Linked DNA regions of Homo sapiens: all the other regions are linked to region 1. Evidence: read pairs that join two places in POLR2A ChIA-PET (ENCODE). Cell type or tissue: Caco-2. All regions are shown on one strand. Links, peaks and the distances in the headings refer to the core of each region. The heading gives the core; the rest is flanking DNA.

Region 1 (7,892 bases), core at 2,593-6,592:
AGAAATGCTCATTGCAGAAAACTTGAAAAATACTAAAATTAAAATTCACTCATAGCCAATTGATGAGGTAATCTTACATTTACCCACTAAACTCTCCTCTTTCCCCCAGCCCCCACAAAGAAAGGGAGCCAGAGCCAGGATGTCTTATGAGTGGCTCCAACCAGACATTCAAGGAATAGTAATTCCCATCTATACTTTCCTACAACATCAAGAGATATAAGATTCTATTTTTTATAAAGCTAGCATAACACTAATACCAAACTCAGATAAGGTCAGCTCAGAAAATTATAGCCTGTTCTTGCTTATGAACACAAATGCATAGGCCCTAAGTGAAATATTAACAGGTCAAAGCCAATAACATATTAGCACACAACACAAAACACGTAAAAATCTATCGCAAGAATGTAATCAAATTTACTATATTAACACCCAAAGAAGAAAAATCATATGATCATCTCAATAGAGGCCAAGAAAGCATTTGATAAAAGTCACCACCTGTTCATGATAAAAACTCATAACTAACCAGGAATAGAATGGACCCACCTTAACTTGATAAAGGCTATCTCTCGAAACCACAGCAGATAGCATACCTCCTGGGGAGCTATTGGAAGTGTTCCCACTGTAGTTGGGAATCATATAAGGCTGCCCGTTAGTACTGCCACTGTTCAGAATTCAGTGAATGTCCCAGATAATGCAGTAAGACCAAGAAAAGTAATTTTTGTTTCAAAATGCCAGGCTTTCTGTGCTGTGCCCACCGCCCAGAAAGAACCACTGTTAACTCCTCCTCCTTCAATGCTTTTTTTTTTGAGACAGAGTCTCACTCCATTGCCGAGGCTGGAGTGCAGTGGCAAGCAAAATCACAGTTCACCGCATCCTCCACCTTCTGGGCTCAGGTGGTGGTCCTCCCACCTCAGCCTCCTGGGTAGCTGAGACCACAGGCGCACATCACCACACCTGGCTAATTTTTGTATTTTTTGTAGAGATGGGGTTTTGCCACGTTGCCCAGACTGGTCTCCAATTCCTGAGCTCAAGCTATCAGCCTGCCTCGGCCTCCCAAGATGCTGGGATTACAGGTGCGAGGCACTGCGCCTGGTCCTCAGTGTTTTCTTTAAAAATGTAGTTAGGCTGGGCGTGGTGGCTCATGCCTGTAATCCCAGCACTCAGGGAGGCCGAGGCAGGCGGATCACGAGGTCAGGAGATCAAGACCATCCTGGCTAACGTGGTGAAACCCCGTCTCTACTAAAAATACAAAAAATTAGCTGGGCGTGGTGGTGGGCACCTGTAGTCCCAGCTACTTGGGAGGCTGAGGCAGGAGAATGGCGTGAACCCAGGAGGTGGAGCTTGCAGCGAGCAGAGATCACACCACTGCACTCCAGCCTGGGCGACAGAGCAAGACTCCCTCTCAAAAAAAAAAAAAAAAAATGTAGTTAGGCCAGGCACGGCTGCTCATGCCTGTAATCTCAGCACTTTGGGAGGCCAAGGTGGGTGGGTCACCTGAGGTCAGGAGTTCAAGACCAGCCTGGCCAACATGGCAAAACTCCATCTCTACTAAAAATACAAAAAGTAGCCGGGCATGGTGGCGGGTGCCTGTAGTTCCAGCTACTCGGGAGGCTGAGGCAGGAGAATTGCTTGAACCCCAGAGGCGGAGGTTGCAGTGAGTGGAGATCACACCACTGCACTCCAGCCTGGGTGACAGAGTGAGACTCCGTCTCAAAAAAAAAAAAAAAATGTAGTTAGGTTCTTCCTGTATAGCCTGTCTTTTTCCACTTACCAGGTCTTGCTTCTGGGGTTCCAGGGCAGTTGCCAGTATTTAACCCTGTTCCCCGCTCTCCGTAGAAGAACGCCTGTGCCATGCTGAAGGACGGGACTGCAGGCTCGCACTTCATGGCCTCTCCGCAGTGTGTGGGCTACAGCCGCAGCACAGCGGCCCCCCTCACGATGACTATGTGCCTGCCTGACCTGAAGGAGATCCAGAGGGCTGTGAAGCTCTGGGTGAGGTCGCTGGATGCCCAGTCGGTCTACGTTGCTACTGATTCCGAGAGTTATGTGCCTGAGCTCCAACAGCTCTTCAAAGGGAAGGTATGTGTGGGCCAAGTGGGAGTGCAGTAGGAAGGGAATGAAAGGAGGAGCCAGGATGGTCCCACTGCCCACTGCATGCTTCACGGGCTCCCCTACAAGCCTTTTGCCTGGACCTACCATTCCTCTTCAGTTCCTACCCTCCTTCAAACCCCAGCTCAGAGGCCTCCTCCGTAGTCTTTCCAGGTTTTCATCCACTCCTGGAGCTCACGTATCCCTGCTGGGACCTTCGTGGCCCTATATCATTTCTTCTCTCGGGCACTTTCTGGACTGTATGAGACTGGTGTAGAAATATGTCTTATTTCCTCCCAGGAGCTGTGGGCTCCTTGAAGGCAGGGTCCAAGGCTGACTCACTGTTAACATTCCTTGATGTCTAGCCTGGTGCTTCGACCTCTTTGGGACTGAAACCCTGCCTTACCATCACCAGTGTCTAGTACAGTGCCTGACACTTAGTAGGCAGTCAGTTTGTTGAATGAGGATGTAGAGAGTGGGCTCTGGGGAGAGATCCAGTATAGTGGAGGAGTTAATAGCAGAGACTCTGGAGTCAGAGAACTTGAATTTACCCACTCTGCAGCCTTGAAAAAGTTATTTGACCTCTCTGTGCTTCTGTTTCCTCATCTATAAAATGGGACTGAATAGTACCTATCTCATAGGGCAGTTGTGAAGGTCAGATGTAAAGAAATTGAAACAGTTCCTGCTACAAAATAAGTGCTCAATAAAGTTAGCTATCATCAGTAGTAGAAATTGGTGGCTGATGAATGAAGGAAAGGATCTTTGTGCTTAGCAAACTGTTGAAGAAGCCGTGAATAGTGAGTATTCAGTACATGAGTAAATACTAGAATGTTCTTGGTCAGTGCTTACTATATCAGTGAAGAGTAATACTCAGGCAATGAGTGAGTACGTATTGATAAAATGACTGAATTAGTATTAAGCATTCCATAGGACTTTGTAGGATGAGTGAAAACCGTAAATGCTGTGCAGGCCTTAAGAGGCAGACACTGGGTACCGCTGGCTTTATATCAAGGGCCTCCCCTTCTCTTTCACCCCAGACACAGGAAGCTCCAGTGCAGAGAGGAAGTGCTAAGTCAGCACATTCTAATCTCCTCCCCACCTACTGAACAGAAAATCAGAGCTGGGGCTGGGCACAGTGGCTCATGCCTGTAATCCCAGGCCAAGGCAGGAGAATTGCTTGAGGCCAGAAGTTCGAGACCAGCCTGGCCTAACATAGCGAGACCCCCATCTCTATTTAAAAAAAAGAAAGAAAGAAAGAAAGAAAAGCAGAAGAAAAATATAATTAAGAGAAAATCAGAGCTGAGAGATCTCAGGGGTTGTCTAACCCAACCCCTCTATTTTATAGCTGAGGAAACCAAAATTCCAAGAAAGGATAGAGTTTACCCAAGCAGTCCCAGAGCTAATTATAATGGGCATGACACAGAGTGGGTAAGTTTCAGAATGTGAGTGGAATTGTTTGGGGGATTTTGGCCATGATTAAACTGGTATTATTTCTTTGCTACAATCCAGATAGCAAGATGATGATTTTTGTTACATCAGAAATCTCTGTGGAACAGCAAAGCACTTTCAGCCCCAACTCTGCCCACATTCCCCCCACCTACCTACAACCCCCAACTACCTCTATACTAAGCTGAAGCATTTGGAGAGTCCCAGGGAGTTTTTTTGTGAGTTTTTGGAGTCAGTGTATCTGTTACACCTTGAACCTCTTGCCATTTTCTATTTCCTGTCCCTATGCCAGTCTTCTCATCCCTCCCCACCCCTCAACTCCCTTCTCCATGGGTTCAGAGGCCACCTTTATCCTGAACTAAGCCTTCCTCCTCCATTAAGCTGGTCCAGTGCTGAGTAAGGGTACCAGTAAATAAGATGTGGTCCCGCTCTCCAGGGCTCACATTCTAGACCCAGGAAAAGAGACTGCAGAGAGCTATAACGTGGGCCACAAGGTGGATTCAGGAGCTTGCTAGAGAGATGGGCAGGTCCATTCATTCACCTGTCCACTCACCAGATTTTTACTGGGGCAGGCTCTGTGCTGGGCCTGGCCAGCAGTGGAGAGCAAACCAACACAGCTCTAGCCCCAGTCAGGGGCAGGAGATGATGCTAATCAGAGAATCACTAAGGAGTGGAAACTATAAGCAGAGATGTGTGCTCCAAAGTAGAGCAGCAGGGTTCTGTGAGAGTGAAGAGCAGAGGATGCTGGCCTAGGCTAGAGGGCCAGGGAGCGCTTCCCCAAGGAGGCACCACTGAAGCCGAGATGCGAAGGAGAACTAGGAGCTAACCAGGTAAAGGGAGGTACACCCCAAACAGCACAGCACGCACAAAGGTCCTGAGGAGGGCGGGAGCCTGGGTAGGGGCTGGATGATGGGGGTGGGATAAGAAGAGGCCCAGCGAGGACCTTGTAGGCCACGTTCACAATTTGTCACCCTTATCTGAAGGGCAATAGGGCATCATTAAAGGGTGTTCCACTTGGAGGGCGGGAAGGACAGGTGTGAGGTTATCTCGAAAAGTTTCTTCTGGCTGCTCTGTGGTGAGCAGACCAGGAGAGGCAGTGAGGGGACCAGGGAGAGGCTGTTGCAGTCCATCAGGCAAGAGATTGTGATGATTGGGCCCAAGGAGTGGCCCTCCCTCAAGAGAAGGGCTCACCTTTGGGGAATATCTCAGGGGTAGATTGGACGGACCTTGGGCTTGGATTTGGGGTACATGGGAGATGGAGGCATCCAGCCCAGAATTGGAAGGTGTGGAGCTCTCTGTTCCCCTCTCTGGTTTGGTGGGGAAGTCCACCAGGCCAGGGCTTTAGGAAAAATAGAATTTGAGCTTAGCCTTAAGAGTCTGGTCAGGCCAAGCACAGTGGCTCACACCTGTAATCCCAGCTATTTGGGAGGCTGAGGCAGGAGGATCACTTGAATCTCAGAGTTCAAGACCAGCCTGAGCAACATAGCAAGACTCCTCCTCTAAAAAAATTGTTTTAAATTAACCACGTGTGGTGGTGCACACTTGTAGTCCCAGCTACTTGGGAGGCTGAGGTGGGAGATTGCTTGAGCCTGGGAGGTTAAGACCCACCTGGGCAGTATAGCAAAAGCCCATCTCAAAAAATTAATAAAATAAAAGAGTCTGGTCGGTATTTTAATGGGTGTTGAAGCAGCATTCCAGGCAGAGGGAACAGCACAAGTGAAGACATGAAGGTGTGAATGGTGTGTTTGGAGCTGAGGCTCCTGGAGCCCGGAAGGGTGGGGTGGGCCTAGGCAGCAGCTGGGCAATGCTTCCCTCAGACACTGAACCACATCTTCCTCTTCTCTGCCCCTCCTTTTGTGTCTGTAACTGCAGCTCAGGGAATAAGGTTGGGGGTGTGGATGGCAGGCCTTGGCCTGTAGCCACCCCAGCTTATATGCTCTGTGCTTCTTCCTGCAGGTGAAGGTGGTGAGCCTGAAGCCTGAGGTGGCCCAGGTCGACCTGTACATCCTCGGCCAAGCCGACCACTTTATTGGCAACTGTGTCTCCTCCTTCACTGCCTTTGTGAAGCGGGAGCGGGACCTCCAGGGGAGGCCGTCTTCTTTCTTCGGCATGGACAGGCCCCCTAAGCTGCGGGACGAGTTCTGATTCTGGCCGGAGCACCAGACCCTCTGATCCTGGAGGGACCAGAGTCTGAGCTGGTCCTTCCAGCCAGGCCTGGCAGCCAGAGGTGCTCCGGGATTGCAAACTCCTCTTCTCACCTGCCAAAGATGGAGAAGAGTGCCAGGGACCCCTCAAGGAGGGAGACGCTCCATATCCCAGGGCATAGGACTTGCAGGTTCCTAGGAGCAGGAGCATCTCCCATCGCACGTGCTTTCTGCTCTTCTGGGAATTTCTCACACTGGCAAAGCAGTCCAGCCTCCGTCTTCTGGTCCACTCTGCTCTGAGCAGCCTGGGATGCTGAACTCTTCAGAGAGATTTTTTTATAGAGAGATTTCTATAATTTTGATACAAGGTCATGACTATCCTAGAACTCTCTGTGGTTTTTGAAAATCATTGAATTCTATTAATGTAGGTACCTAAAGTGACCTTAACTGAATGTGGATGAGGCTGGGGCTGGTGTGGGTCTTTTGGCTGCTTTTCAAGGTGTCCCCCAATGTGGCCCTCAAGAGCCATCCCCACTGCCTGGCCAGAGCCATTGTTGTCCCCTACTTCCTAGGCCATTTCTGGGGCTTGGGGGATGAATGCTGTCCTGTGCTGTAAACACTATGCAAATGGAAGTTATCGGTTGTGGTGCTGTGCAGCGCTCTGTGGGCGACTAAGTGCCACTCACGCAGCATGTTCCTGGCAAGGAGCACATACCATCAAGCCACACTATCATGGTATTGTTCTCACAGTCTTTTGGTGGTTGATGGCCACTGCAAACCTGGCACCATCAGATCTCTTCTGATCTCTTGCCCCAGTGGGGCCTGGTTGGTAGAATGTTGGCATTCGGTTGATATCCAAAGCCTGTTCTCCCAGCCGTCCTCCTGCAGCTGGAGCCTTCAGGCCGTATTCTCACGAGGGAACGTTTGCCAAGGCTCTGACCTCACAGAAGATGCCCAGGGCCCAGAAGCCATCAGAATTATCAGTGGAGAAGCACCTTTTGACTCTTCCCTTCCAATGTAATCTCTGCCAACACCATGAGGCTTAAGGTGCTCTAAGTCATGAGTGTTTTGGTCTCAAATGCTGCAGTTTTAATAATCTGTGACTCCTGAGAGCCCATGGTTTTTTGACCTTGTGGTTCTAAAATTCCTTGTCTGACCCCTGTAGATCTTTTCCTTGCCATGTCACCTCCCTTGGCCTTTGATCCTGGAAAGGTGGCAGAGCCTCCACTGAGCCAGGCCCAGAGCTCCTTGCAGTGCCTTCTTCCTTGTTTACCTGTGGGAGGAAACACTTTTTTTGTCAGGGGCAGCCTGGTTCAGAGCTCAGAGGTCACACTGTATCAAAGATCTCAAACAGCAAAGTCAGCATTTGCTGTATAGAGCTGCCACCCAACTCTAAGCAGGAGAAACTGTACAGAAAGGGCTTTGCTATTTTTCCCTTTTGGGAAAACAATGAAGTGTTTTAAGTCCTGGGTGGACTGAGAGATGGTTTGCCTGTCCAGACTTGCTCTCAAGCCTCATCCAGAGAAGGAGCTGCAGATGAGGGAGCCCGTACACTCCCTGCCACCACTAGGTTGTAAGCCTGTAGCTGGCTGGCTGATTTCATTTTGGAATTCATTTGCCATCCACAGCCTTACACTAGGCACACACTTTAGAGTCTGGGGCTCCAGTGGGGCCCGCCTAATTTTTTTTCCCCCCAAGACAGGGCCTTGCTCTGTCTCCCAGGCTGGAGTGCAGTGGCATGATCATGGCTTACTGCAGCCTTGATCTCCCAGGCTCAAGCGATCCTTCTGCCTCAGCCTCTCTGGTAGCTGAGACTGCATGCCCAGCTCCAAATCACCTTGATTCATATCAGCAGTAATAATCACTTGTGTTCTGAAAGAAAGGGCACCAGAAGTTCTAGCAAAATTCAGTTGTGTTCTGTGAGCTAGCACTTTTTCCTCTGACCCAATTTTCTTACCTATAAAATGGTGATAAAAACCGACAGGTTGTTCAAAGGCCCAGATCAGCTAAAGCATGTATATAAGAGCACGTTGTAAACTTGAAAGAGACAAAGGCACAAATGTGGCTGTTGATTAATTTGACTGCTTCTCGTTGCTCGTCACCTCCATGCCAGGCACTGTGCTTGCTAATTGCTTTATGGGGGCATTCTCTTATTTATTCCCCAGCCCTGGGAAATAGGAGCTGTCATTATCCTTCTCTTTCTGCACAAGGAAA
Region 2 (7,892 bases), core at 1,870-5,869, 120 kb after region 1:
CAAGTATGATTTTGTTACATATTGCTAACCTGCCTCCCAAATCAATTGTATGAATTTGCACTCCCATCAACAGTGCATGAGTTGTGTCTGTTTCCCTCCATCTTTGCTGAATTCTGCCAATCTTTTTAACCTTTGCCACTCTGATCTATTGAAAAATATCTCAATCTTGTTTTAATCTGTAGTTCCATTCCTAATGAGGCTGAAAATCTTTTCAAGTATTTATTTCCATTTGTATTTCTTCTTTTGTTAATAGCATGTTTAGGCCTGTTTTTTTTTTGTTTTTTGTTTTTTTTTTTTGAGACGGAGTCTCCCTCTGTCACCCAGGCTGGAGTGCAACGGCGCAATCTCGGCTTACTGCAAACTCTGTCTCCCGGGTTCAAGCGATTCTCCTGCCTCAGCCTCTCAAGTAGCTGAGACTACAGGCATGTGCCACCATGCCGGGCTAATTTTTGTAATTTTAGTAGAGACGGGGTTTCACCATGTTGTCCAGGCTGGTCTCCAACTCCTGACCTCAAGTGATCTGCCTGCCTCAGCGTCACAAAGTGCTGGGATTACAGGCATGAGCCACCGCGCCCGGCCCCCAAGGATTTTTTAACTTCCATATTGTGCTTAGGAAAACTGCCTAATTATTAAAATATAGTTAAAAGATTAATAGTTCCAGGATTATAAAAATATCCATTTGTTTCTTTCAATACTTTTATTGTTTCTTTTATCACATGTAAATTTTTGATCTAGGTGGAATTTATTTAGATTTAATGAGAGAGGTGGAGCTCTAGCTTAATTTTTCTCCAAGTGGCTAGTCTGTGGCTAGTCCCATTCTGTTTATTGACTTCTTTTTCTCCACCAGTTGGAAATGTCACCTTTATCATACACTACAATTCCTCATACACCTGGCTCTGTTTCTATACTCTGTTTGGTTTAATAGGACTGTATTTCTTTGTTGAAATTGCTGTTTTAGCTGTTGTAGCTATCTAATGCATTTTAATATCTGGTAGAACAAGTCCCAGCTCGTTAATCTTCTTCAAAGTTTTCCTGGCAGTAGAGCAAAGTGGTAAAATTCATGGACCTTGAGGTCAGCCCGCCTGAGCTTTAATCCCAGGTTAGCCGCTAACTAGCTGTGTTACCTTGAACAAGTTATTTTTTTGCTCTCTGAACTTCTGCTTCCTCATCTGTATAATGTTAACAATAACAGTATCTACCTCACAGTGTGTTTGTGAAGATGTGATGAGACGATGCATAGCAAGTCCTCAGGATGGCACCTGGCACATGGTGAGTGGTCAGTAAATGTTAGGTCTTTTTTTTTATGAAAATGATGCACCTATTTTTCCAGTTGAATTTTAGGATTGTTTTGACAATAAAATCTCACTGGGATCTTCATTGGGATGACATTTACTTGGTGGGATGATTTTGGGATAATTAATATCCACGTTATAGGACCTTCCACTCTAAGGAAAGCTCTGATTTCCACTGGTCCAAGATGTTATGCTCTTCAGTAGAGTTTTATAGTTTTCTTTTTATAAGACCAGTACATTTTTGTTAACTTTATTTCCAGATGGTGTAATTTTTTTTATCTATTACTATTATTATTATTATTCTTTTTTGAGACGGAGTCTCACTCTGTCACCCAGGCTGGAGTGCAGTGACACCATCTTGGCTCACTGCAACTTCCACCTCCAAGGTTCAAGCAATTCTCCTGCCTCAGCCTCCCAAGTAGCCGGAATTAGAGGCATGCGCCACCATGCCTGGCTAATTTTTGTATTTTTAGTAGAGACTGGTTTCACCATGTTGGTCAGGCTGGTCTCAAACTCCTGACCTCAAGTGATCCTCCCGCCTCAGCCTCCCAAAGTGCTGGGTTTACAAGTGTGAGCCACTGTGCCCAGCCCAGATGATGTAATATTTTAATTGCTCTTGTGAATGGAATCCTTTTTTTCCCACCATTTTTTTTTCTCCCAACCCATTTTGGTTTTTTCTCCCAACCTATTTCCTGTTTTTGAGACATGTCTCACTCTGTTGCCCAGACTGGAGTGCAATGGCATGATCAGAGGTCCCTGCAATGTTGAACTCCTAGGCTCAAGCAGCTCTCCTGCCCCAGCCTCCCAAGTAGCTGGGACTACAGGTGTGCATCACCATACCCAGCTAATTTATTTTATTTTTAGTATAGATGAAGTCTTGTTATATTGTGCAGGCTGGTCTTGAACTCCTGGGCTGAAATTATACCCTTGCCTCAGCCTCCCAAAATGCTGAGATTGCAGGTGCAAACCACTGTGCCCAGCCATCTCACCATTATTATTATTATTTTCTTCTCCTTCTCCTTCTTCCTCTTCCTCTTTTCTTCTTGTTCTTCTTTTCCCTATTCTTCTTCCTCTTCCTCCTTCTCCTTCTTTTTTTCTTCTTATTTTTTTTGAGACACGGTCTCACTATGTTGCCCAGGCTGGTCTTGAATGCCTGGCCTCAAGCAACCCTACCACCTTGGTCTCCCAAAGTGCTAGGATTACAGGCATGAGCCACTGTGCCTGGCCCTCATCGCACCATTTTCTAATGGAATTATTAGTAGTACATTAAAAGTTATTCATTTTTGAATGCTTATTTTGCACCCAAAGTGACTATAATTGTTGAGTTTGGAACTAATTTCTCCCCTACCTGGTGTCAGCTTTCAGACATCCCCTTCTGTCAACTCTAACAGCACCCCAGGCTTCTATCTGCTAGGGCACCTACTACGTTGGCTTGCCATCATTTGTAATCCATCTGTGTAAACACAGGAACTGTGTCTATCTAGGCTGTAAGTCCCCAGGGCTCAGCACAGGGCTGGCATCCCAGTAAGAGGCTATCAGTGCCAATGGAAGAAGGTGCCCCATGCTGTATTACTGTTGTTTTCTGGGATAGAGGAGTCTTTCCTCTAGGATGGAGAGCAGAGCAGTGAAGAAGCAAGCAGTCCCTTACATCATCTGGCTGACTGTCTAATTTGGAGTAGACATTGAAGTCATCATTAATGTCAAGAGTGAATTAGATTTTTCATTATATGTTGAAGAACGCATTGAGTGGTATGGGAGGATGGACGGCTTAATGAATGTAGGAAATCAGGCAAAACCTTGCCAAAGAAATGACATTCAAGGAGACATCAAGGGTGACTCTGCAACCCTGTCTTGCTTTCCCTGCCCCAACTGCAGACCAGTCTTAGCACCCAGTTCTGCTTGAATGAATTCATTCAGAAAACGTTGACAAACACCTGTGTCAGGGCCTCTGCTGTTGGGTCTGGGGCCACAGGGTTGGGTAAGAGCCAATATATGAGCTCAGATCATAGCTCTATTGAGCTGGTTGTTACAGGAGGTGGTCAAGACTTTGCTTGGGATCTGCCCAGCCCACCTTTCTGGCTTTGTCTCCTGCTCCTGCCCCTCTGGACTGCTGGCCTGTCCCCAAGTGAACACACTTGCTCTTTCACACACAGACCCATGGAGACCACTCCCTATCATACTCACTGGCACTTCTACCCAGAATTCACCTGAGCCACCCTCTTTCCTTTGGGCTTTCAAGGCCCAGCTAAAGTATTAGCTCCTCTGTGAAGGCTGCCCTCTCGGAGTTTGTTGCTGCCTCCTTGTCCAAAAGGACCTAAGATAATAGGTTTTAATAATGTGTACAGTTATTTATTTCCATCTCTAAGATCCCATTAGACCAGGGGCCCTCGGAGTCAGTGAGCTTGTCTTTGTGTTTTTGCTGGGACCTAATACACAATGGGTCACTCAGGAATTGCAATTAAAATGGGTCCAGAGAAATGTGACCTGCAAGAATAAAGGGATAGGGCAACCCACTCTGGTCCCCTTCCACGCTGTGGAAGCTTTGTTCTTTCGCTCTTCACAATAAATCTTGCTGCTGCTCACTCTTAAAAAAAAAAAAAAAAGAATAAAGGGATAGAATGCAGAAGGAAGATGAAGATGTAAGGACAACTTAACTTAGAGCAGTGGTTCTGAACCCAGGCCTCCAGGAAGGCAGAACGGCAAAGGGGCAGAGGATGTGAGCTGTGTAGTTGAGGTAGTTGGGTTTGAATCCTGGCTCTGGCATCTATTAACTCCATAAACTGGGACATGTAGTTGTATTTCTTGGGGTTTCAAGAGGGGCCAGGAATACCTTGGAACACTATAGAGAATTTCATATAAATAGGTATAAGTTTTTCTGGAAAGAGAGTCCATTGCTTTTTAACAGGCTTCACAAAAGGTAAGCACCACTCAGAAGGGGAGACACTGTCTTTATTAGTTGTCAATTGCTGTGAAACGAATTACCTCAAAATCTAGTGACTTAAAACAATCAACATTTCGGCTGGGCACGGTGGCCCTCACCTGTAATCCCAGCATTTTGGGAGGCTGAAGTTAGGTGGATCATGAGGTCAGGAGTTCAAGACCAGCCTGGCCAACATGGTGAAACCCCACCTTTACTAAAAATACAAAAATTAGCTGGGCCCGATGGCAGGCACCTGTAATCCCAGCTACTTGGGAGGCTGAGGCAGGAGAATTGCCTGAACCCGGGTGGCAGAGGTTGCAGTGAGCTGAGATCACACCACTGCACTCCAGGCTGGGCGACAGAGTGAGAATCCATCTCAAAAAAATAAAAAACCAAAAACCAAAAACCAAAAAAAAAAAAAAAAACCACCACCACCACAACAACAAAAAATCAACATATCATGTCTCGCTGTTTCTGTGGGTCTGGAATCCAGCTTATGTGGATGATTCTGGCTTGGGGTCTTTCGTGAGGTTGTAGGCAAGATGTTGGCCAAGGCTGAAGTCATGTGAAAGTTTGTCTGGGGCTACTGTCGTATAGACCTCTCCAGAAAGCTGCTTGAGTGTCCTTATGACATGGTGGCTAGTTTCCCCCAGAGCATGTGACCTGGAACAAGGCAGAGCTGCAATGTTTTCTCTGACCTAGCCCCAGAAGCCACTTATGCTCATTTCCACAGTTACAGAGTTCAGCCCTAATCAAAGTGGGAGGGGACTAAAAAAGGATATGAATGTGAGGAGGTGGCCATTTCTAAGGCTACCACAGTGCCTTAGAAAGAACTTGGAATGAGGAGCTTGGGGTTTAAATGTTGACTCCAGCAACAACCAATTGTGCAATCTTGGGAAAGTGTCTTTTCTTTACTGGCCCACTTTTCTCATTCACCTCGTATGATGGTTTTGGAATTCAAGAGTTAAGTCCTGTGAAAAGCCATTTATATAAGCCCCCAACTTCACATTTAGTTATTAGAGGAAGAAAAGTCATTTAGGGTAGGGTGTAAGTTGATGTTTTTATTATAAATCATGGGAAACAAAGAAATAACCCATTCACCGCTCTCATCACTTGGGCACACCACCCGCTCAGCATTTTGATGTTAAAATACATTTTAAAGGTTCTTTTCCTTCTTTCACAGAGGAAATAATAGAGGAAATGGCTTAAACTGAGGCCAGAAGCATTATGGTGGATGTGAGTAAATCTCTGCATTATTAAGAGAGATTAAAAATTGGGATGGGTACCTTATTGAGGTCCTGAAATCTATACTTGAAAACCTTAAAGCATCAGAGAGCTGCCATTTTCCGTGATTTCGGTAAAAAGCAGCTCAGGTTATCCTTCCTTTGAGGCCATTCTAGGGGGTCCCACAAATCTTTTTAAGCAAAATAAAAATATTAATAATTATTAAAGTTGTTTTCACATTGTTGAGGTATATTGCATTAAGAATGGAATTTGTTTTTCCATCATAAAAGTAGCACATACTAATTCTAGGTTTTGAAAATACAAATATAAAAAAGAAAAAATATTACCCATAGCTACTACCTTAATCTAAATGTTCTATGTTTTGCGGTTGAAATGAAAAAGAATTTTTTTCAATTAAAAAGTGTAATATGGGCCGGGCGTGGTGGCTCATGCCTATAATCCCAGCACTTTGGGAGGCTGAGGCAGGCAGATCACTTGAAGTCTGGAGTTTGAGACCAGCCTGGCCAAACATGGAGAAACCCTGTCTCTACTAAAAATACAGAAATTAACCTGGTGTTGTGGCACATGCCTGTTATCCCACCAACTGAGGTAGGAAGATTGCTTGAACCTGGGAGGCAGAGGTTGCTATAAGCCAAGATCATGCCACTGCACTCCACCCTGGATGACAGAGCAAGACTTTATCTCAAAAACAAAAGGTAATATGTCCATGGCTCACAACTGTAATGCCAGCACTTTGGGAGGCCGAGGCAGGAGGATCACTTGAGGTTAGGAGTTCGAGACTATCCTGGGCAACATAGCGAGACCCTGTCTCTACAAAAAATTTAAAAAAAAAATTAGCTCGGGGTGGTGGGATGTGTCTGTGGCCCTACCTACTCCTAGCTACTCAGGAGTCTGAGGTGGGAGGATGGCTTAAGCCCAGGAGGTCAAGACTGCGGTGAGCCATGATCATGCTACTGCACTCCAGCCTGGGTGACAGAGTGAGACCTTGTCTCAAAAAAAAAAGACAATCAAAAGTTGCCATAGTCTGATGGTTACCCAGAGGTAACCATTATTGACATTTTGTTGCCAGGCACAGTGGCTCATGCCTGCAATCCCAGCACTTTGGGAGGCTGAGGTGGGAGAATTACTTGAGCCCAGGAGGTCAAGGCTACAATAAGCTGAGATTGCACCATTGCACTCCAGTGTAGGCAACAGAGAGACCCTGTCTCAAACAAACGAAAAAGACATTTTGGTAATTTAAACACGTTTTCCTCCCTACTGGGAGACTGAACAGCAGGATTTAAACGATGGTGAATGGAAGGTGAGCTATGAGTTAGGGCTGCCCATCACATGGGCAGATTCTGTGACTTAATGACAATAATAAGGTCATGAAGTCTCCTATACAGGGTCTTGCTCTGTCACCCAAGCTGGAGTGCAATGGCGCAACCATGGCTCACTGCAGCCTCAAACTCTTGGGCTCAAATGATCCTCCTGCCTCAGCCTCCTGAGTAGCTGGGACTATAGGCACATGCTGCCACGCCCAGCTGAAGTCATGCTCTCTATCCATGAGCATCTTTATAACTTGCATAGATATATTTGGGTGAAATCCTGTCTTGGTCTTTCCCGATTCTCCCTGAGCAGGTTCCAAACATTGTTTAGGGCTCAAAGGGAAATTAGTCTTCAGAGTTTCTCCAGTAAAGTAATTACGGAGATCGGGTCATTTATTCAACAGATTGGGTGCCTACCATGTGCCAAGACTGTGCCAGGCACTGGGGATATGATGATGAAACCAAAGATGCTAGCATGAACACAATCACTAAACCAAAGTCACACAAATAAATTAAATGTGGGAGGGACAAGGAGAGCTATACATGTACTGATCATCTGCTATGCTGGAAGTTTATTTAGCAAATGTAATCTTATTTAATCATCTGGACCCAAGGGAGGTAATCTGACCTCTCTGAATCTCAGCTTCATGTGAAAACGGGGATAATATTATTGAGAGAGAACATTTGTTACAGGGGCAAACCCTGTTCCAAGGTTTCTTTCACTCAAAGTATAAACAATGAGGCACTTTTTACACTTTAGACACTAAAACTTTTTGGAGGCAAAGAGGGCTGGTATTTAGTGAGTATCTGCTATGTGCTAGGCACTTTACAGAGATCTCATTTAATCTCAGTTCCATTCTTTGAATTTGCTATGTACCCTGCTGTCCAAATGACGGCACTGAGTCAGTGAGAGGTTTCATAACTTGCCCAAGGCCACAGAACTGGATGGAGAAAGACTGCAGAGATTCAAACCCAGGCCTGCTGACATGCAGAGCCAATGAGAATATATTATCTTGCAGTGCAGTTTATGGGATATATGTGTCCCTTTGGGAATTCCTGGGTGTCTGCTGGTGGCCTGTTAACTTGGTTCTTGAATATGCACTTTGCTTATAACTGTGCAGTTTGAAA
Region 3 (7,892 bases), core at 2,042-6,041, 140 kb after region 1:
TTGCAGTCATATATGATGTGAATTTACTAAATTTTGAGGTGACCTTTATTTTCCAAATTTATGGTGTAGTTTTCCTGGAGAAGTAACAAGTTAGAAACATAGAATTTGCAGGCTTGAAAGCCAGGACTATCTTTCATCTTTCTTTTTCCTCATCCTAACTTCAAACTTAAAAAAAAAAAAAAAAAAAGCTGGGGGTAGTGGCCCATGCCTGTAATCCCAGCACTTTGGGAGGCCAAGGCAGGCAGATCACTTAGGTCAGGAGTTCGAGACCAGCCTGGCCAACATGGCAAAACCCCGTCTCTACTAACAATACAAAGATTAGCCGGCATGGTGACGCATGCCTGTAGCCTGTAGTTCCAGCTTGGGAGGCGGAGGCTGGAGAATCGCTTGAACTCAGGAGACGGAGGTTGCAGTGAGCCGAGATTGCACCACTGCACTCCAGCCTGGACAACAGAATAAGACTGCATCTCAAAAAACAAAACAAAACAAAAAACAAAGAAAGTACTTAAATGAGGAAAGAGGAGAGCACTACACAGTCCTTGCCTGGGACTCAGAGCAAACTTCATGTTTTTGCTAGTCAAACTTAGCTGCTTTAATTGACCTTTTAGGGTCAAAAGGCCTTCACTTTCCAGTTGTCAGTTCAAACGTTCTCAAGTTGATGTTTTGTGGGGAGGGAAGATTGAGATTGTCTACATCACATTTATTTGACTTGTACTTATCCACTGTGTAGTGTTATAATTGTGCTTTATTTTTGTTTTTATGGGCTATTTCCCATCATGCTGCTGTCTGCACTGCTGTTGGACCACTTTGCCTATAGAAGGTAAATGAGTCCCTTTGGGACATATGGAATTGAGAACCTTAACTTGTTTCTGCTTCTTGTTCTTAGAGGAATTATGAAGCAGTCATGATGGCTCATGATGAGTGAGCAGCTCTGTAATTTGTAGACAGAGGTATAATATGTAGGAGTCACAGAAGAGCTGTGCCAGCATGCTGTTCCCCTTGTAGCAGAGATGCTAGCACACCCACTTGATACTCCAGATTTTGCATAGGGTTTCTTTTAGAGATTGGTTCTTGGTGAAAAATTTTTTAGCATCCAGTGTGTTCCAAGGCAAAATAAGTAATAGTTTTTTAATGGTTTTTTTAGACTCAGAATTTATTTTTAACACTGCATAAATTAGGGCTTCTAGTTCTGAAAAATGCAAAGAGGCTTACTTAAGCTATTTATATATTTTTTAACATGCTGGGGAGAGGGAAGAGAGGGTGCACAGGTGACTCCTAGCACTAATATGCTAGTGCCAAACTCAGTTAATATTAATAATGGTCATTTGTTGATATTTTTGGTAGCTTTTCTATTTAAAGATTCAGTAAGTAGCATCCTTTGCACTGAATTGTCACGTTTTGTAACCTGCTGTTGTGGCAGGGACCATGAAACAACTTAGTATGCCATTGTTTCAGTTTATTTTTTAAGCATTACTGGGAACTAAATCCACTTGACTTACTTTTTGCATTTAGGTTTAAATAATTGTTCCTGGGTAGATACAGAATAAAACTCAATCTCCCCACTTCCAGCAGAGAAAAAACAAATGAAATACTGTTCTTTTTGTGTACTTACTAGAAAATGTTTAACTGGAAAAAAAGTTCTGCTTGTTTTATTGGCACAGCACCATTGATTCTGTGATTCTTTGTCATAGTATTCTGTGGCAGTTTCTGAGTATGATATGTAGATTGAAATATAGAGGCTAGGAAACTTTTAATAGTAAAATTTTACTAAAAATTTATTAACTTATTAAAATATAACTTGAAAAAATTGTGAGGTTTTTCTAAATTTCTTGGAAATTTGATTTATATTGTCAAAAAGCACTGAAGAAGTGTTAGTTATGGATTTCGGGTATCACATAATGTTTATTCCAGAGTTTTCTGAGTGTGATTTATGTGAATTTCATTTGGTTATTCTTTTACTATTTTCACAGTGAAATTGTCATGAGATTTTTTCTTCTGTATTTCTTGCTTAGCTTCTTCTCATTTAAGAATGAGTTGGAGGGATTAGGTCTTTAAGTAGGCAGATGGATTGTATAACCCTCATCCATTCTTTTGTGGTTTTACAGTGGGACTTCCCCTCTCGCATGCCTCAATGCTATGCTACATTCCAATTCAAGAGGAGGAGAGGGGTTGTTTTATAAACTGCCTGGCCGAATCAGCCTTTTCACGCTCAAGGTAAGTGATATGAACTCTCTTTTGGTGCAGTGATTCTTGGACTTTTAATGTGCATAAAAATCACCTGGTAGGTCTGGAATAGGGGCCATGAATTTGCATTTCTCATATGCAGTCAGGTGACACTGATGTTTTTCTTTTTTTTAGACATAGTCTCGCTGTGTCACCCAGGCTGGAGTGCAATGGGGCGAGATCTCGGCTCACTGCAATCTCTGCCTCCCATGTTCAAGTGATTCTCCCACCTCAACCTCCCAAGTAGCTGGGACTACAGGCACATGCCACCATGCTCGGCTAATTTTTTTATTTTTTTTAATAGAGACGGGGTTTCACCATGTTGGCCAGGCTGGTCTCGAAATCCTGACCTCAGGTGATCCACCTACCTCGGCCTCCCAAAGTGCTGGGATTACAGGCATGAGCCACCGCACCTGGCCAGATGCTGTTGGTTCTAAATGGCACTTTGAGGTGTTCTAATATGAATCAGATATTAGAAATTATTTAGTCATAGCAGCTCTTGTTTGTGTGTTCATCTTTTCTTGTCTATATCTTTGTAGATTGTACAAAACTGAAGCATAACTATGGGGATAATTGCAGATGTGCCTTTTTTTTTTTTTTTTTTTTTTTATTCTGAGATGGAGTCTCACTCTGTTGCCCAGGCTGGAGTGCAGTGGTGCGATCTCAGCTCATTGCACCCTCCACCTCCCAGGTTCAAGCAATTCTTCTGCCTCAGCCTCCTGAGTAGCTAAGAGTGCACTACCATGCCCAGGTAATTTTTGTATTTTTAGTAGAGACGGGGTTTCACCATGTTGGCCAGGCTCGTCTTGAACTCCTGACCTTGTGATCCGTCCGCCTTAGCCTCCCAAAGTGCTGGGATTACAGGCGTGAGCCACTGCACCTGGCCACAGATGTGCCTTAATTAGGATTTTGTTGTAGTAATGATGTGAAGGATAAATTACTGGTCAGCTAATGTAAGACCTACTCTATGGAAAATAACTGAAATGTGAACATATTTGTGGAAATTAAGTGACAGTAATTATAAAGTAAGAGTACTTAAATCAGGTAGAGTTCATAATAAAGCTTAAATAGGGCCGAAATGAACAGGCTAATTATTTTTCCACCATTTGTGATATATATGGTAATCATTTAGACCGGGGGTCTGCAAAGTTTTTCTGTAAAGGACCAGAAAATCAATGTTTTTTTGTTTTGTGGATCATACTGTCTTTGTCTTAACCACTCAGGTCTGCCATTGTAGTAGGAAAGCAGCCATACCCAAATGAATGGGCATGGCTGTGTTCCAAAAAAAAAAAAAATTTATTTACAAATGTTTGTTTTACTTACGAAAACAGGCTGCAGGCCAGATTTGATTTGGGGCTGTACTTTGTCGACCCCTGATTTAGACATAAGATGACTTGTCGACATTGGAGAAACTGAAAATTTGATGCTGACCCTTTCGTTCTTCCATAGTGGGTTATAAATTTTAGCAGTCAGTACAAACTTTTTCCTTTAAGTTTTGTTTTCTTGATGGACTGTATTCAAAATAAATACCTGAACAAATACCAACTATATAACATGAAGCCATAAAACTTGGTCTTTATATATAAATAAAGTTTATCTTGGGGTCAGATGTCTGTGCTGTTTTCTATATTTTTTTATATCCAATAGTTTGGTCTTTTTCCTTTCAGTTTTGTATGCTTTTCTTGTAATCGAGCCTTGGAAGAGACAGAGCCACTGAGCCCAAAACCTAGCTTTGTGGTCGGCTGTGGTGGCTCATGCCTGTAATCCCAGCACTTTGGGAGGCTAAGGCGGGAGGATTGCTTAAACTCAGGAGTATGAGACCTTGTCTCTATTAAAAAAAAAAAAAAAAAAAAAAAGCCTTGCGTGGTGGTGTGTGTGCTTATAGTCTTAGCTACTCAGGAGGCTGAAGCAGGAGGGTAGCTTGGAGATGGAGGCTGCAGTGAGCTGTGATCACACCACTGCTCTCCAGCCTGGGCCACATAGCAAGACCCTGTCTCAAAACAAAAACTTAGCTTTGTAACCTGGGAGGGATTTAACCCTTCTTTTTGGTGGAATATGCATCCCTGGCATTGAGTCAGTCCTTAATAAATGATAGCCTTTATGATGATCTGAGGTTTATCATTCTTAATTGCCTGTTAATGGCATTTTTCTATTAATATTATCTATTTTTTGAGATAGGGTCTTGTTCTGTCACCTGGGCTGGAGTGCAGTATCATAGTCACAGCTCACTGCAGCCTTGACCTACTAGGCTCAAGTGATCCTCCCACCTCAGCCTTCTGAGTAGCTAGGACTTCAGGCGCATACCACTATGCCTGGCTAATTTTTTGTATTTTTTGTGGAGAAGGAGTTTTGCCATGTTGCCCAGGCTGGTCTCGAGCTCCTGGGGTCAAGCGATCCACTGGCTTTGGCCTCCCAAACTGCCAGGATTACAGACGTGGGCCACTGCACCTGGCCTATTATTTTTTAATTTAATATTAATTTATATTTTTAGAAACAGGGTCTCACACTGTTGTCCACAGCTGGAGTGCAGTAGTATAATCATAGCTCACCGTAGCCTTGAACTCCTGGGCTCAAGCAGTAGTCCCACCTCAGCCTCCCGAGTAGCGTACACCATCACCCCAGCTAATTTTTAAATTTTTTCCTAGAGATGAAGTCTTGCTATGTTGGTTAAACTGGTCTCAAACTCCTGGCCTCAAGTGATCTTCCCACCACAGCTTCACAAAGCACTGGGATGGATTACAGGTGTGAGCAACCATACCTGGCCCTCTATTATCTCATATATAGCTTATTGTTACATATGCTGTAATTATATATAGTTATAATTATTTAATACATATATGTTTATTACAAATATGCCTGTTAATGGTATATTCTGTTTTTAAAAGGAAGGATAATTACTTTTTTCTATGAGTACCTTAAGGGCAGGAACTGAGTTTTATTTGTGTTTGTAATTTGGCTCTGGGCAGAATTCTTGGCATAGTACGTGCTTTATGTGTGAACTGAATTATATTTCTTCATCTTAATTTTACAGGTGTGAGCCACTGCACCAGGCCCCTTCATCTTAATTTTAATATATCTTTGAATAAACACCATTGTATGAACCTGCTGTAAGCTTGGGAGTGGTCTGTTAGTCTACAGCTTGTGTCTGAGATGTGCTAATTGAATATTTGCTCAGTACCTCATCTTAACTGCCTTTGGCTTTATGTTGCTTATCCTTCATAGTATCTTGTTCATTGGCCTTTTACATCCATAGGCATCACTTCTCTGATATTCGTTGTGCTCTTTTAATGGATTAATGGTTTGCTTGGTTGGTTCCTCTAGTTAGACTGTAAACTCCTTGAGAGCAGAGTCTGTATTTTATTAATTACCCACAGTACTAGGTACATAGTTGCCTTCAATAAATATATATTTAATGAACGAATTTAGTGAATAATGGCTACATTTTTGTACTTCGTTATTATTTATTTATTTTTTTTTTCTGAGACAGAGTCTTGCTCTGTAACCCACGCTGGAGTGCAGTGGTGTGATCTTGGCTCACTGCAACCTCCACCGCCCAGGCTGAAGTGATTCTCCTGCCTCAGCCTCCCGAGTAGCTAGGACTACAGGCGTGCACCACCATACCTGGCCAATTTTTGTATTTTTAGTAGAGATGGGATTTTACTATGTTGGCCAGGCTGGTCTTGAACTCTTGACCTCGTGATCCGTCTGCCTCGGCCTCCCAGAGTGCTGGGATTACAGGTGTGAGCCACCGCGCCCAGCCTTCATTATTCTTTTGACATTTGATGATAAATACTGTTTATGATTTTCTTTTTCTTTTTTTTTTTTTGGTAGAGACAGTCTCGCTTTGTTGCCCAGGCTGGTCTTGAACTTTTGGACTCAAGCGATCCACCCACCTCAGCCTCCCAAAGTGTTGGGTTTACATGCATGAGCCACCTCGTGTGTCCTTGTTCATAATTTTGATGGGCTGGGCGCAGTGGCTCACGCCTGTAATCCCAGCACTTTGGGAGGCCGAGGTGGGTGAATCACTTGAGGTCAGGAGTTCAAGACCAGCCTGGCCAACATGGCGAAACCCCGTCTCTACGAAAAATACAAAAATTAGCCGGGCGTGGTTGTGCACGCCTGTAATCCTAGCTACCCAAGAGGCTGAGGCAGGAGAATCACTTTAACCCGGGAGATGGAGGTTGCAGTGAGCTGAGATCGTGCCATTGCACTCCAGCCTGGGCAACAAGAGTGAAGCTCCATCTCAAGAACAGTTTTGATGAAATTGTCCCTAGATTTGCATCTGGCATCTAGCTCATATCTCAGAGCCAGAATGAAGGATGCTTACCTCTGGGTTTGGTAAATTTTAGCTTGGTTAATTATGTGTGTGCCTTAATTTTTTTGACCTATTATAAAAGCAATATACGTAAATGCAACAGAGAAAATGAAAGTAATCCATAAAATTCTACCTGTGGCCAGCTGCGATGGCTCATGCCTGTAATCCCAGCACTTTGGGAGGTTGCGGTGGGTGGATCACTTGAGGTCAGGAGTTCGAGACCAGCCTGGCCAACATGGTGAAACCCTGTCTCTACTGAAAATGCGAAAATTAGCTGGGCATGGTGGTGGGTGCCTGTAATTCCAGGTACTTGGGGAGGCTGAGGCTGGAGAATTGCTTGAACCCGGGAGGCAGAGGTTGCAGTGAGCCAAGATTGCACCACTGCACTCTAGCCTGGGTGACAGAGACTCTTAAGAAAAAGAAAAAAAAATTCAGATACCTGTAACCTAAATAATTAATATTTGAAAAAATTTCATCATTGCTTCTTTCATTCAGTTAATATATTTTGAACCACTTGCCATGGTGTTATATATAGACATGTCTTATATATGTGTATATATATGTGTGTATTTATTTATTTTTTGAGACAGAGTCTCGCTTTGTCATCCAGGCTGGAGTTCAGTGGTACAATCATGGCTCACTGCACCCTTGACTTCCTGGGCTCAAGCAATCCTTCCAGCTTCCCTAGTAGCTGGGACTACAGGCGCATGCCACCACACCCAGCTAATTTTTGTAGTTTTTGTTGAGGTGGGAATTCACTAGTCTTGAATTCCTGAGCTCAAGCAATCCTCCCATCTTGGCTTCCCAAAGTGCTGGGATTATAGGCATGAGCCACTGTGCTCACCCAGTTTTTTATTTTTAGATACAGGGTCTCGCTCTGTGGCTTAAAGCTAGATGGTGCAGTGGCACCATCATAGCTCACTACAACCTTGAGCGCCTGGGCTTAAGGAATCTTCCTGTCAGCCTCCCCAGTAGCTGGGACCACAGGCATGCACCACTGCACCTAATTAAAAAAAATTTTTTTTATAGAGATGGAGGGGGTCTCATTTTGTTCCTCAGGCTAGTCTCAAACTCCTGGCCTCAAGCAATCCTCTGCTTCAGCCTCCCGAAGTGCTGGGATTACAGGTGTGAGCCACGGTGCCCGGCCCCTTATTCTTTTTGAAGGCTGTTTTAAGAATTCCAGATTTCCAGCCATGAATGTGTGATTACTAACTAGTCTCTTGTTATATGCCTCATCAACACCACACTTCTCCCAGAAGTTGTGCAGGCATTTAGTTTATTGTTACTCAGGAATGGATGAGAAAGGATATCAAAGATCTGAACCAGCTGATTACCATCTTGGTCACTTGAGAAC
Region 4 (7,892 bases), core at 1,927-5,926, 180 kb after region 1:
AATGTTGATATGGTACTGCTTGCTGTCTAATGTGCATACTTTGAGCTGGGCTTGGTGGTATACACCTATAGTCTTAGCTACTCAGGAGGCTGAGGTGGGAGGATCGCTTGAGCCTAGGAGTTGAAGGCTGCAGTATGCCATGATCAACCCTGTGAATAGCCACTGTACTCCAGCCTGGGCAACAATAGTGAGATCCCTATCTTTAAAAAAAAAACTGCATATTTTACTGAAATTTTACCTATTCTTTTCTAATGCCAATTATAAAGCAAAATTCTGGTTGAGGATCTCATCCTTGATCACATGGTACATTTGTTTGTCAAATCTCATTTTCTTTAATCTGAAAAAGTTCTCACAAACATTGTCTTTTATGACTTAATTTTTTTTAAAGTACAGACCATTTATTTTGTATTAATAGTAAGTTCTCCAATATGGATTTGTCTTGATGCTTTTCATTATTAAAGTAATGTTTTTGACAGGAATACCTCAGCATGTCCTCCTCAGTACATTTTATCAGGAGACACGATACCTGTTTGTCTGATTTCTGATAACGATAACTTCAAACACTTGGTTAAGGTGGTGTCTGCCTTATTTCTCTCCTATAAATAGTACCTTGTAGAGAGATACAGTAGTCCCCTTTATCTGCTGGGGATGTTTCAAGACCAGTGGGTGCCTGAAATTACAGATAGTCCCAAGCCCTATATATACTGTGTTTTTTCCTATGCATATGTACTTTTGATAAATTTTATTTTATTATTCCTTTATTTAGTTTTTAGAAATACGGTCTTACACCGTTGCCCAGCCTGGTCCTGAATGAACTTCTGGCCTCAAGTGATCCTCCTGCACTGGTCTCCCAAAGTGTTGGGACTACAGGTGTGAGCCACTGTGCCCAGCCCCCCAAGTTTAATTTCTAAATTAGGCACAGTAAAAGAATAACAACAATAACTAAGAATAAAATATAACAATTGCAACAATGTACTATAATCAAAGTTATGTGGATGTGATCCTTCTTTCTCTCTCAAAATACTGTAATTTTTTGGACTGCTGTTGACCACAGGTTATTTAAACTGTGGAAGGTGAAACTTCGGGTAGAGGGCACTTACTGTACTTTGAGACTATATGAATAGTCTCATGTACTTTCATTCACTGGTTTTAGCATCCACTGATGAAGGATTCCTACCTAAAACAGTTAGTACGCTGAGGCTGGGTGCAGTAGCTCACACCTGTAATCCCAACACTTTGGGAGACCGAGGTGGGTGGATCATTTGATGTCAGGAGTTTGAGACCAGCCTTGCCAACATGGTGAAACCCTGTCTCTGCTAAAAATACAAAAAAATTAGCTGGACATGATGGCGCATGCCTGTAATCTCAGCTACTGGGGGAGGGTGAGGCAGGAGAATCGCTTGAACCCTGGAGATGGAGGTTGCAGTGAGCTGAGATCGTGCCACTGCACTCCAGCCTGGGCAACAGAACAAGACTCTGTCTCAAAAAAAAAAAAAAATAAAAAAAATAAAAAAAAATTAGTACTCTGAGAGTTGTTGTCAAGTGGTGATTTTTTTTTTTTTTAAGTTCCACCATTTATCTGACATCTATTAGTTGTGGTTTTTCAGTAAGGGGGAGAGCTTTAATTTATTCCCCCATTTGTTTATTCGTTGTGAATTTATGGATTCTTTTTTTTTTTTTTTTTTTTTTTTTTGAGATGGAGTCTCATGCGCTCTGTCACCCAGGCTGGAATGTAGTGGCACAATCTCGGCTCACTGCAACCTCTGTCTCCTGGGTTCAAGTGATTCATCTTCCTTAGCTTCACGAGTAGCTGGGGTTACAGGTGCCTGCCACCATGCCCGGCTAATTTTTGTCTTTTTAGTAGAGACGGTTTCACCATGTTGGCCAGGCTTGTCTCTCCAACTCCTGGCCTCAAGCGATCCACCCGCCTCAGCCTCCCAAAGTGCTGGGATTACAGGCATAAGCCACTGTGCCCGGCCATGGATTCCTTTTTTTTTTTTTTTTTTTTTAAAATATGAAGACTCGCTCTGTTGCCCAGGCTGGAGTGCAGTAGTGCGATCTTGGCTCACTGCAGCCTCTGCCGCCTGGGTTCAAGTGATTCTCCTGCCTCAGCCTCACAAGTAGCTGGGATTACAGGTTTGTGCCACCACACCCAGCTTTTATATTTTTAGTAGAGATGGGGTTTCACCATGTTGGCCAGGCTGGTCTCGAACTCCTGACCTCAAGTTATCCACCCGCTTTGGCCTCCCAAAGTGCTGAGATCATAGGCATGAGCCATTATGCCCAGCCCTACCCATGGATTCTTATTTTATTATTGAGTTATAATCTTACTATCATTTTTAATGTACAAATTGTCGCTGATTTGGCCAGTGGAATTGCATGTACTCCAGCTTTTGTGTCCTTTTTATGTGTTTTCCTCATTCCTGAACACTTCTTTACTTACCTGCTTTCTGACCCAGCAAGATGTTCTGGGCTTAGCTTATATTTTCCCAGCCCCACTTCTAGAATCATCCATTTTCCTGGGGAGCTCTGGTTTCTTTTAGCTTAGAATAGTATGCATGTATACATCTGTACCTGTTTCTCTCTTTGTCTGTCTATAGGTAAATATAGTATTCATACTAATACCTTGAAATTAGTCTCTTACTGGGGGTTTCATTCTAACTTTACCTTTCTATATGTGCATCTTGCTACTCCAACATTGAACAACCTGGCTTCTATTATGTACTTTGTATCTACCTACTTGCTCAGTTTTAGTATAAACACTTAGTAGTTTTATAATTGTTAACCCATTCCACTGTGGAAGAACAAATCTAACTAGAACTCAGTATTTGTTTATAGTTCATTTAGGTTTTTAGCCTAAGGATATATAGTCAAAATACTTGAAGAATTACTTGGGTTAGATCTGTCCTTGTGCCCCTTCAGTGTGGTTATGTTATTCACTTTAAGTATATGTCAGTAAAAATTTTAAATGTATCACAACCACTTCCTCTTTTTAGTGCTGTGGGAAAACAAGCACTGTTGCATTACCCTTAAGAAAAGAAATAAATTTTTTTTTTTTTTTTTTTGGAAACAGGTCTCACTCTGTCTCCCAGGCTGGAGGGCAATGGTGGGATCGTAGCTCACGTCAGCCTCCCAAGTAGCTGGGACTACAGGCATATGCATCCTGGCTGGCTAATTTTTTTTTTTTTTTGCAGACATGGGGGTCTCACTATGTTGCCTAGGCTTATCTTGAACTCCTGGGCTCAAGTGATCCTCCCGCCTTGCCATTCCAAAGTGTTAGGATTATAGGCGTGAGCCACTGTCCCCAGGTCAAGAAAACAAATGGATACTTTTTTTTGTTGGGGGATTTGATACTATTAACAAAATTATATTTGCATCTACCTTTTGACCGATTGTTTCCATTTGATTATTCAAGGCAGTAGTATTTGTAGTTGCAGAATATTAAAAGCCATCTAAATGCTGGTGGTACATGAGGGAGTGGTTATACTTTGATACATCAACATCATGGAGTATCATGCAGCTGAGAAGAAAATGAGGAAGTTTTCATGAAACGATAGAGTAATTTCCAGAATATATTGTTAAGTGGAAAATTGAAGAGCAAAATACTCTCTGAGGCACGCAGATTTTGTTGTTGTTGTTGTTTAAGGATGAAGGATAAATAAAACAGATGTGTATATTATCATTTGTACAAAAAGAAACACAAGAAGAATACACCGGAAACAATGAGGTTGGTTAGGGGACTAACAGGAATGGAATGGAGAGTTGGAGGGGGATGGAAATGGAAGGGATGGTGGGGAGCAGTGTCACTTACTCTGAGTATAACCTTTTATATAGTTTTGATTTGTAATCATGTTATATTTCACATAATTCAATATGTAGATAAAATAACAAAGATGGGAAATAAAAAACAAAATGGGTTACAAACAAAAGATGAAACCCAGTGCTATTAACAGCTGTACAATTCTTGATGTGTTCAACGTATTTCATTCTTCTTTCTGAATGTTTGTTCCTGGAGCCATCTTTTTTCCTGCTCTCCGCATGGACAGTTTGTGGTGTAAGGTGGCCAGCCATCCTGGTTTGCCCACGATTGAGGGGTTTCCCGGGGTGTAGGACTTTCAGTGCTAAAACTGGAAACTCCCAGGCAAACTGGGGCCTGTTGGCTACTCTTTTCACGTGCATGTGGCTGTTTTCCTCGGACTTTCCTTATATGTACCTTGGGAATTCTCTTCACTTTCTCCTGGTATGTCCTGCCTTTCCTAGATCTCACACAAATCTCATTTATTGTTACTCCTTTAGTTGTGTGCGCATTCTCTACACAATACATTTATGTAGAGCAGATTGACGTAGAGTTGCTTCTAGAGAACAGGTGCCTAGGAGGTAAATTGAGGCCTTACATGTCTTTATTCTGTGTTCCACACTAGATTGTTGGTTGGGCTCAGAATTCCAGAAGATGTTACTCTTACTACTACATTCTTCAGAGCTGCTTTTGAGAAACATGCCATTGTGATTTCTGGATATCGTGTGTTTTTTTTGACCGGAAGATTTTAGGATCTGTTTCTCTCCTGTGTTTTGAGATTTCATGATAATGCTGTGGAATGGGTCTTTTTCATTCATTATGCTGAGTGTTTTGCCTTATTAAACTCGGAAACTGGAGTCTTCTCATTTGGGGAAAATTTCTTGTATTATTTCTGTCTTTTGGCTTTCTTCCTCTGGACCTTCTATTTGTTGGATGTGGGACTCTCTTAATGGAGCTTCTTTTTCTTTTTTTTTTTTAATCAGTTCTCTAGGAGATAATCTGTTGTTTTTGGCCTCTCATTTTTAATTTCTAGCAGATTGTTCATGTTCTTTAATGTTGCTTTATTTTTTTAAAAAAATATTCTGGCTGAGCTGTAGTACGTGTCTGTGGTCCCGACTACTGGGGAGGCCAAGGTGGGAGAATTGCTTACGACCAGGAGTTTGAGTCCAGCCTGGGCAACATAGCAACACCCCATATCTTATTTTAAAAAAAGCACTCTATGTTTGTTTTGGGCCTCTTTGAGAACATTTACTATGAAATTTTATTTATCTTTGTTTCCTTTCAGTTCTTCTTTTGTTTATTGTGATTATCTTTCATATAACAATGTGCTTAAATAGCTGGTGGTTCTTGATAGGTCACTCAACAGTGAGCAAACTGATGGATCCTGTGTTTGTGAGCAGTGTTTATTGGCTGTGATAGAGGGTGGGGACCTAGATGCTTTTAGGGGATCCTCCTGTTATCCATTTCTGAAAGTGTTTTCTCCTAGGCTGGTCACTTTTTCCAGGAGGAGAAATCCTTTCATCTCTTGCCATCTACATGACAGTAGGCTGTGGTTGGGGTCATAGTACTACTACTATTTGGGGAGCTTTGGGAGCCAAGGTGGGGAGGGAAGCTAGTGGTGTCATGATTTTCTGGTGTTTTTTGTTTGTTTGTTTGTTTGTTTGTTTGTTTTGTTTTGTTTGAGATGGAGTTTATCTCTTGCCGCCCAGGCTGGAGTGCAGTGGTGCCATCTCAACTCACTGCAACCTCTACCTCCTGGGTTCAAGCAATTCTCCAGCCTCAGCCTCCCTAGTAGCTGGGATTACAGGTGCCCGCCATCACCCCTGGCTAATTTTTGTATTTTTAGTATAGATGGGGTTTCGCCATGTTGGCCAGGCTGGTCTCGAACTCCTGACCTCAGGTGATCTTCCTGCCTCAGCCTCCCAAAGTGCTGGGATTACAGGTGTGAGCCACCATGCCCAGCCTGCGTCATGATTTTCTATTGTTGGTCTTATTTAGAGTGTGGCATCTCACTCCATGCCCCATCCCTTGAGCTGTGCCTCTAGTCTTCTGTTCCAGAACTTCCGTGGTTCAGTTTAATCAGAATATAAATCTGTTTTCCTCTGGAGTGGGAGAAGGGTGTATTGCCTTACTGTTTAGGGACAGGAAGGAGACCTGAGGGGGTCTGACTGTTTTATTCAGAGTTTGAAACAGTTCTCCTGTTCTCAGCCCCTGCCTCTCAACTCTTGTCTGCAGTGGTTCCTGGTGCCTCCCACTTCCCTGCGTGCTCCGGGCTTTTGAAGCACTGGCTTGCTTTTTGTGGCTTTTCCCTCTGCAGCCATAAACTTCAACTTTCCTTCTTTGCTGAGTCAGTTACTTCTTACCTTCCTGCTCAACCTGGTCTTTCAGATTTCTGTTGACATCCCTCATCTACTGCCTTTTTCCTTCCCCTTACTCTTTGTCTTTATGCATGTACACTTTTACTGTTCCCTTATAGTCATTCTAGTGAACCCTCAGGAAGATGCAAAGAAGTATATGTTCATTTTGCCATGTTTATCCACAACCCCCAAATACCATTAAACAAAAGAAAAGAAAAAATATTTAAAAAAGAAAACAAAAACAAAAACAAAACAAACCCTTAATAAATGGAGAGCAGCTATGCCATGTTGTTGATTAAGAAGATTCTATATCGTAAAGATGTCAGTTCTTCCCAATTTGATTTGTAGATTCAATGCAGTACACTACAAATTTTGAAAATTGAGATATAATAGTTATATGTATTTTGGGGGTACAGGTGATATTTTGATACCTGTATGCAATACATAGACATTTTTCTTTGTGTTGGGAACATTAAAATTCTTCTTTTCTAGTTATTTTGAAATATATAGTAAATTATTGTTTACTATAATTTTCCTATTCTACTATTGAATATTAGAACTTACTCCTTCTATTTAACTGTAATTTTATACCCCTTAACCAACTTCTATTTTGCCATGTTTAAATATGGAAGCTCAAGCGTTTGTACAGAGAAAGTGGAAAATGCCCTTGGCTTTTATGCCAAACCCCAATCCCTCTGTCCCCACCTGCCACCCTGGCCTGTTGCCCCTGTTCTTCCCAGTAGCTACAACCACTATCATTAATTTAACGTGCATCCTCCTATTCATATGGAGGTATGTGGTATGTTTGTTTATATAAGTGTATTTTATTTTCTTTAATGTTTAATAGTGTACCATATCAATATAGCTACATTTTATTTATCCAGTCCCCTGCTATGAATATGTGCGTTTTTCACTGTTTTCTAATCCCTGTTATAAACACTGCAGCAACACTTATCCTTAATCTCCATGTACAAACGTGTGAGAATTTCTCTAAGGGACTATTCCCTTACCTTTTCATATTGTATGCTTGGGTAAAATGGAAGTGACTTGGAGGCTCTTTCTGTGGGGGTTAGTGAAAAGATTTCATTACATTTTCTTTGCATTTTGTAATTATGATGAGAAAAATATAAAACTTATAAATCTTTTTTAAAAGTTTTGAGAAACATGCTTTGTTACGATCATGACATCAAGTTTTATGCTTAAAAAGTCTGTAATTCCTTGTGTTTAATGATGAACTCTTCAAATTCCTGATACAGATCTATAGTCCCTTATTAACAATTCTGAAATCCAAAATATTATGAGAACTGAATTTTTTTCCCCTTGACTGATTTAGTAGTAAAACCTGACCTGTGTAAACTCATTTTGTGTCAAAACTCTGATGTAGATTGACAGGTCTAGGTTAGCTTATTTGTTTCACTTGGTCTTTGTCTACATTTTATTTTTTTAAAAATTAATGTGTTTGATTATGGGTTGCTGGTGGTGCTGATACACAATATATGCATATATTAACATTCTAAAATTCAAGAAATTCTAAATAAAAACACATCTAGACCCAAAGATTTCAGGTAAGGGATTGTGGACCTGTGGTCACCATTAGCTAGAAAGTTTCAGCTGTGAGTGGCAACTTACAAGAATTTCTTTCTGGTTGATAGAAACTCCTTTCTTATTATTAGTAAGAACTCAGACAATTTCTTTACGTTATATTCCAAGAGTGTGTTCATTTTTTAAATAACAGCTCT

Evidence for each region. ChIA-PET counts read pairs that join two places held together with the same protein. Peaks named below come from ENCODE experiments on the same cell type or tissue, not always from the same donor. Only the 100,000 strongest peaks of a DNase experiment are listed, where the experiment ranks them.
Region 2: POLR2A ChIA-PET joins it to region 1 with 5 read pairs; 8 of 35 experiments call an interaction of 5 or more read pairs at or near these places.
Region 3: POLR2A ChIA-PET joins it to region 1 with 6 read pairs; 5 of 35 experiments call an interaction of 5 or more read pairs at or near these places.
Region 4: POLR2A ChIA-PET joins it to region 1 with 9 read pairs; 2 of 35 experiments call an interaction of 5 or more read pairs at or near these places.

What each region holds. Positions count from the first base shown.
Region 1 is chr20:32,228,983-32,236,874 of GRCh38, forward strand. It overlaps POFUT1 (protein O-fucosyltransferase 1), which reads left to right. Exons shown (of 7, transcript NM_015352.2): 6 at 1,837-2,079; 7 at 5,491-7,892. The coding sequence ends at 5,679. It overlaps LOC124904884 (a long non-coding RNA gene), which reads right to left and starts at 2,059. Exons shown (of 2, transcript XR_007067560.1): 1 at 1,772-2,059. In Caco-2, for the core only: no CTCF peak of the experiment used is centred there; a DNase peak (open chromatin) is centred at 4,499.
Region 2 is chr20:32,347,420-32,355,311 of GRCh38, forward strand. No RefSeq gene overlaps it. Among named protein-coding and RNA genes, the nearest start is that of ASXL1, 7.0 kb to the right of the region's middle. In Caco-2, for the core only: no CTCF peak of the experiment used is centred there; no DNase peak of the experiment used is centred there.
Region 3 is chr20:32,366,910-32,374,801 of GRCh38, forward strand. ASXL1 (ASXL transcriptional regulator 1) reads left to right here. Exons shown (of 13, transcript NM_015338.6): 3 at 818-820; 4 at 2,106-2,214. Among named protein-coding and RNA genes, the nearest start is that of ASXL1, 13 kb to the left of the region's middle. RefSeq lists an enhancer at 2,331-2,440. In Caco-2, for the core only: no CTCF peak of the experiment used is centred there; no DNase peak of the experiment used is centred there.
Region 4 is chr20:32,409,549-32,417,440 of GRCh38, forward strand. The region is part of intron 4 of ASXL1 (ASXL transcriptional regulator 1); the gene reads left to right. Among named protein-coding and RNA genes, the nearest start is that of ASXL1, 55 kb to the left of the region's middle. In Caco-2, for the core only: no CTCF peak of the experiment used is centred there; no DNase peak of the experiment used is centred there.